Linked DNA regions of Homo sapiens: region 2 is linked to region 1. The links are chromatin contacts, found by POLR2A ChIA-PET in ENCODE. All regions are on one chromosome and are shown on one strand. The core of a region is the stretch at or near the end of the contact, and the rest is flanking DNA. Distances in the headings are between cores, read along the strand shown. Region 1 overlaps PRRC2B (proline rich coiled-coil 2B). Region 2 overlaps RAPGEF1 (Rap guanine nucleotide exchange factor 1).

Evidence for each region. ChIA-PET counts read pairs that join two places held with the same protein, here RNA polymerase II (POLR2A).
Region 2: POLR2A ChIA-PET joins it to region 1 with 20 read pairs in activated CD4-positive, alpha-beta T cell. The contact joins two enhancer-like sites. POLR2A ChIA-PET finds 5 or more read pairs at or near these places in 3 of 52 experiments (BJ, GM12878 and activated CD4-positive, alpha-beta T cell).

Annotation. Positions count from the first base shown.
Region 1 is chr9:131,421,815-131,424,519 of GRCh38, reverse strand. All of the region lies in intron 1 of PRRC2B (proline rich coiled-coil 2B), which reads right to left. Among named protein-coding and RNA genes, the nearest start is that of PRRC2B, 29 kb to the right of the region's middle. Within about 2 kb of position 1,293, at least 25 of the 41 ENCODE cell types and tissues checked have a DNase peak (open chromatin) inside an H3K27ac peak, as active enhancers do.
Region 2 is chr9:131,578,684-131,581,383 of GRCh38, reverse strand. It overlaps RAPGEF1 (Rap guanine nucleotide exchange factor 1), which reads left to right. Exons shown (of 27, transcript NM_001377935.1): 26 at 993-1,121; 27 at 1,737-2,700. The coding sequence ends at 1,887. Among named protein-coding and RNA genes, the nearest start is that of PRRT1B, 35 kb to the right of the region's middle. RefSeq lists enhancers at 1,956-2,035, 2,236-2,365, 2,396-2,445. Within about 2 kb of position 1,388, at least 12 of the 41 ENCODE cell types and tissues checked have a DNase peak (open chromatin) inside an H3K27ac peak, as active enhancers do.

The DNA.
Region 1 (2,705 bases), core at 44-2,543:
AGACAGGGTTTCACCATGTTGGCCAGGCTTGTCTCAAACTCCTAACCTCAAGTTATCCGCCCACCTTGGCCTCCTGAAGTGCTGGGATTACAAGCGTGAGCCACCACACCCAGCCAGTGCCCCCAACCTTTTAACCAAGTTTTGCACTTGTTGGGCACGCTATTGGCCTCTCTAGACCTGTTTCCTCATCTACTGAAGGAGTGGCCTAGACAAGCACTGACCCTAAAATCAAGCCCATCAATGTTGACAACTGACAGCCACAGAAATAATGGTTTACTACCCAGGCGCCGGGGCTCACGCTTGTAATCCCAGCACTTTGGGGAGCTGAAGCAGGCGGATCACTTGAACCCAAGAGTTCAAGACCAGCCTGAGCAACATGGTAAAACTCTGTCTCTACTAAAACTATATTTAAAAAAATTAGCTGGGCGTGGTGATGCACGCCTGTAATCCCAGCCACTGGGGAGGCTGAGGCAGGACAACTGCTTGAGCCTGGGAGGTGGAGGTTGCAGTGAACGGAGATTGGGCCACTGCACTACAGCCTGGGCGACAGAGGGAAAAATCTGTCTAAAAAAAAAAAACGTAGCAGAAAGAAATGGCTTACTGTGGAATCAGCCACCTCTTACAAGCCTGGGATTGGATCCTATTTTCCTATATAAACTTGGGATACCAACAAGGAACCAGGCGAGTCACTGCTGCAGTGAATGAAAGCAGCCCCTACGAGGACAATTACACTCTCCACAGTGAAGACTGCACAAGTGGAGAATCTTCCAGCCTCAACGTTCCATCAGAGCAGGGGCCGGCAGCCTGAAGAGAAATAAGCAAGAGGCCATCTATGGCCCACAAAGCCCAGAACAGTTACTGCCTGGTCCTTTACAAAGTTTGTGTATACACACCTGCTTTACGGCAGTCAGGAGATCTTTCACTGGACACAACTCCAAAATAAACCAGAATCATTCGGATTTCCTCCCGTTGCAGGGATCTCCACTGACCGGCTGAGTGCGAGGCTGGCCCCGCCCACAAGCATCTGGCCCCACTGCTTGCCAGCTGCTTTTCACAAACATCAGGCCAGGGCGCTGTTAGCAGGGCTTTACCAGGCTTCAAATACCTGCCGAGTTTCCATCCATCAACACACATGCATACCCCAAGCTAAACTAGCCTATCCGGAGGCAGGGAGAAAGCACCGGTGAGCATCCAAGTGTGAAGCAGGAAGCCGGCTGAGGCAAGAGAACAGCTCTCCAGCGGGTCTGAGGCATTTCCATCCAGCTCTGACTCACCCCTAGGTCTGTGGGACTAGACCCGGCATAGACGCACCAAGTCCTCGCAGGTTAGCATAAGTCAAACCTGGCTTATGGCCACGGCTTTACCTCACCTTCTCTCCCTTCTGTAGGCAACAGAATTCGTTTTCTCTCCAACAGAATCTGACTTGGAACCTCAGTATGACATATGAAGCAGACACAACCCAATGATGCCTGCTGGAAAGAAGTCCAGCCTATGTGCCCCCTTGCTGTAAGCCCTCCTTTCCCACAGAAGCCACTCAGAGACACTGCCACGGGGAGCTAGAGCATTCTGAAACTTGCCAGCCTAAAAGAAAATATTGCCATTAGGCAGATGAAAAAGGGGCCTAAAACCCATATGAAGATAGATTTGGGAACAAATCAATGGAGAAAAGAACATTGAAAAAGAATCCAGGTTGCATATTTTGGCACATAATCTAAAGAAGTGCTCCCAGGCTGTGCTGGAACAAAAACAACCAGAAAGATTCGCCAACAACGGCAACTTCACATCCAAGCCCCGCCTCTCCAGACAGTGCCCGCCTGTCCAACAGGTTCCTGCTATCTGTCCACCAGAGGGAACATCTCTGCCCTGTAATTAATTTATCAAAAGCCATTTCCGGGTAACAGGATTAATTTCACTCCACACTTGAGTGCCAGCCAGTGTCAGATGCCTGACCAGGGCACTGGGATGACCTGTCATTCACCAGGAACCACTACGGCTCCGCATTCAGGGGAGATCAGTGGCCACCAGCACTTCAAGGGCCAGGCACCCTGCTAAGCCCTCATGTGCTCTACTCCCCTTCATAACAGCACTTTCTGGAAGATACTACTGCCTGTTTGACAGAGAAGGACATTAAGGTTCAGTCAATCAGGATAGAAAAGTAACACACCCGGCAGGATGCGGGTGACTCACGCCTGTAATCCCAGTGCTTTGGGAGGCCAAGGTGGGTGGATCACAAGGTCAAGAGATCGAGACCATGCTGGCCAACATGGTGAAACCCCGTCTCTACTAAAAATACAAAATTTAGCTGGGCATGGTGGCGCGCGCCTGTAATCCCAGCTATTCGGGAGGCTGAGGCAGGAGAATCGCTTGAACCCGGGAGGCAGAGGTTGCAGTGAGCCAAGATCATGCCACTGCACTCCAGCCTGGGAACAGAGTGAGACACCCATCTTAAAATAAAATAAAAAAATAAAAAAAAGAAAGAAAGAAAAGAAAAGTAACGCACCCAAGGTCACAAGGCTGCCGAGTGCAGGGCCAGGCTTGGAGCCCAGGCTGCACTGGACGCCACCAGGCTGCAGACTGAATGCCCCACGACCTGGAATCTGCTTTCCCAGTGGGAGTACCGGTGCAGACACGAAAGGCGGCACAATGGGTTCTGATATAAGTCAGCCCAGGCTCAACAGCTGCTTTCTGGCCAACTGTACAGATGA
Region 2 (2,700 bases), core at 139-2,638, 160 kb before region 1:
GAGTCTCTGTCACCCAGGCTGGAGTGCAGTGGTGCAATCATAGCTCACTGCAGCCTTGAACTCCTGGGCTCAAGGAATCCTCCCACATCGGTCTCCTTAGTAGCTGGGATTACAGGTACACGCCACCATGCCCAGCTAATTTTTGTATTTTTTGTAGGGACGAGGTCTTGCTATGTTGCCCAGGCTGGTTTCAAACTCTTTTTTTTTTTCTTTTTTTGAGACAGAGTTACGTTCTTGTTACCCAGGCTGGAGTTCTTGTTACGTTCTTGTTACCCAGGCAGTGGCGCAATCTTGGCTCACTGCAACCTCCGCCTCCCAGGTTCAAGTGATTCTCCTGCCTCAGCCTCCCGAGTTGGGATGACAGGTGTGCACCACCATGCCCGGCTACTTTTTGTATTTTTAGTAGAGACAGGGTTTCACCATGTTGGCCAGGTTGATCTCAAACTCCTGACCTCAGGTGATCCTCCCACCTTGGCCTCCCAAAATGCTGGGATTACAGGTGTGAGCCACCACACCCAGCCTAGCTGTTCTCAAACTCTTGAGCTCAATCCTCCTGCCTTAGCCTCCTATAGTACTGGGATTACAGGTGTGAGCCATTGCACCCAGCCCACCACACCTGTTAATAAAAGGAGATCTCTGCCCCTGCCCCCTGGTTTGGGTTTTGTTATTTTTTTTTTTTACTGCTCATTTGTTAATGTTACTTTAGCAGCCCACAGCTTCGCCCTTATGGGTTGAGCCATGGCAGCCGCATCACCCTCAGGCTCCTCATCAGCATACTGGCTTCCGAGGTCCCCAGCAGGTGCTTGTGGAGCCAGAGGCCAGAGGCTGAGGCGGGAGTTTGTTCTGGGAAACAGACACCTCAGACTGGCTCTTTGGTTTGCTCTGGGGTTTGGAAGCTGCTCACTGCGAGTCCTAGCGCCTGACACATGTCTCTAGCCCTTGCTGCTTCCAAACCCCGTAGCAGTAACAGGCTGCCTAACCCGTCCTCCCAGGGGGCTGATCCTGCAGGACCTGACCTTCGTTCACCTGGGAAACCCAGACTACATCGACGGGAAAGTGAACTTCTCCAAGCGGTGGCAGCAGTTCAACATCCTCGACAGCATGCGCTGCTTCCAGCAGGCGTGAGTGCCACTGCCCCGGGGGGACCAGGCAGAGCTGAGCCCCGGGCCACACACAAGGAGAGACAGCCCGGGACACCGAGGGGAGGGGGAGCCACAGAGGACCCAGGGACCTGCCACTGCTGAGATATAGTCCGGGCCCTTCAGTTTCTGCCAGGATGACTTGAGAGCATGCCCACCAGGCTCCATGCCAGGCCTAGCCTGGCCCTGGGCCTGGACCCCGTGACAGCACAGCTCGTCCTCCCATTTTACACACCAGAAGCTGGTGCCCACCTTGCTGTGAGAAGGGCCTGACAAACCCTGGCCTGCCTGACTCTGAGGCACCAGAGCTCCCCCAGGGCGGGCCCTGGCATGCGTTGTTGGGGGCAGTGGGATCACCTGGGGCCCCCTCCCTGTGAGCAGCCCAGCCTCAGGGCCCTGTTTGTGCTCCATGTGCTGGTGGCACCGTCTCTGAGCACTGGTGTCCCCTCTGTCACATTGGTCAACGGTAGCCCCTGCAGCATCCGTTTGCTGCGAGGCTGTGGGGATGGTCCCCGCGGCACCTTCCAGGAGGGTGGCGCCATCGGGCCATCCAGCCCACACAGGTGCTCACTGACTGCTCCCCATCCCCTGCACCAGGCACTATGACATGCGGAGGAACGACGACATTATAAACTTCTTCAATGACTTCAGTGACCACCTGGCTGAGGAGGCCCTATGGGAACTGTCTCTGAAAATTAAACCCAGGAACATAACAAGGAGAAAAACAGACCGGGAAGAGAAGACCTAGGAGCAGACGCCGGGATCCAGGAGAATGCTCGAGGGGCGCAGAGGGCAGCTCCCAGACCGGAGAGGACCTTGGACCTGTTAGGCGCATGGCAGGAGTCCCGGCCTCGGAGCCATGAGGCTGGCCAGCCCTCAGCGGGGCCGGGCGGGAGCTGGAGCCTGCCAGCCGCTTCCTGCCTCCTTCCTCTGTGGGAGCAGACCCGTGGGCCTCAGGGCAGCCAGCAGGCAGGTCTTGTTGCCAATTTACAAACCGGTGGTTTTCTGGTTTGGTTTTGTTTTCTGCTTTTACTTCCATCTCTCCCCTCTTGACCTTCCACCCACTCCCCTCCAGGGAGAGAGCAGCAGAGACCTCATCAGCAGACCAAGGAAGTGGTGGGTGCTCCCCCTCCCTAAGCTCCAGGGTCCCTGAATCTTCTGAAATCTCAAATGAGTGGAGGCCTCCTGGGGTGGCCTGTCCTGCAGGGGCCCTGGAATGGGGGCAAGCAGCTGGGTGGGCAGAATGCAGAGTAGACTCGGGGGAGGATCCTTTCACTTTCCGCTTCCCCTTCTGATGCATGGAGGATGGTGTGAGCTTTTCAGCAGGCCCGGAAAGGTACGCAGGTGACGCCTTAGCAGCCCCGCAGCTGGTGCTCTGCCCCGCGGTACTGGCGCCATCAGGGCCTCCCTTGCCCGCCTGAGAGCAGCAGCAGTCTCTGTCATCCCGTCGCCCCTTACCCCCCACCCCAGGCCACTGGGCCCCTCCCACACCACCTGGGGAGCTGAGAAGAGGAGGCTGGAGTAAGGGAGGACTTGATCATCCAAGAAATACTTTTTATTG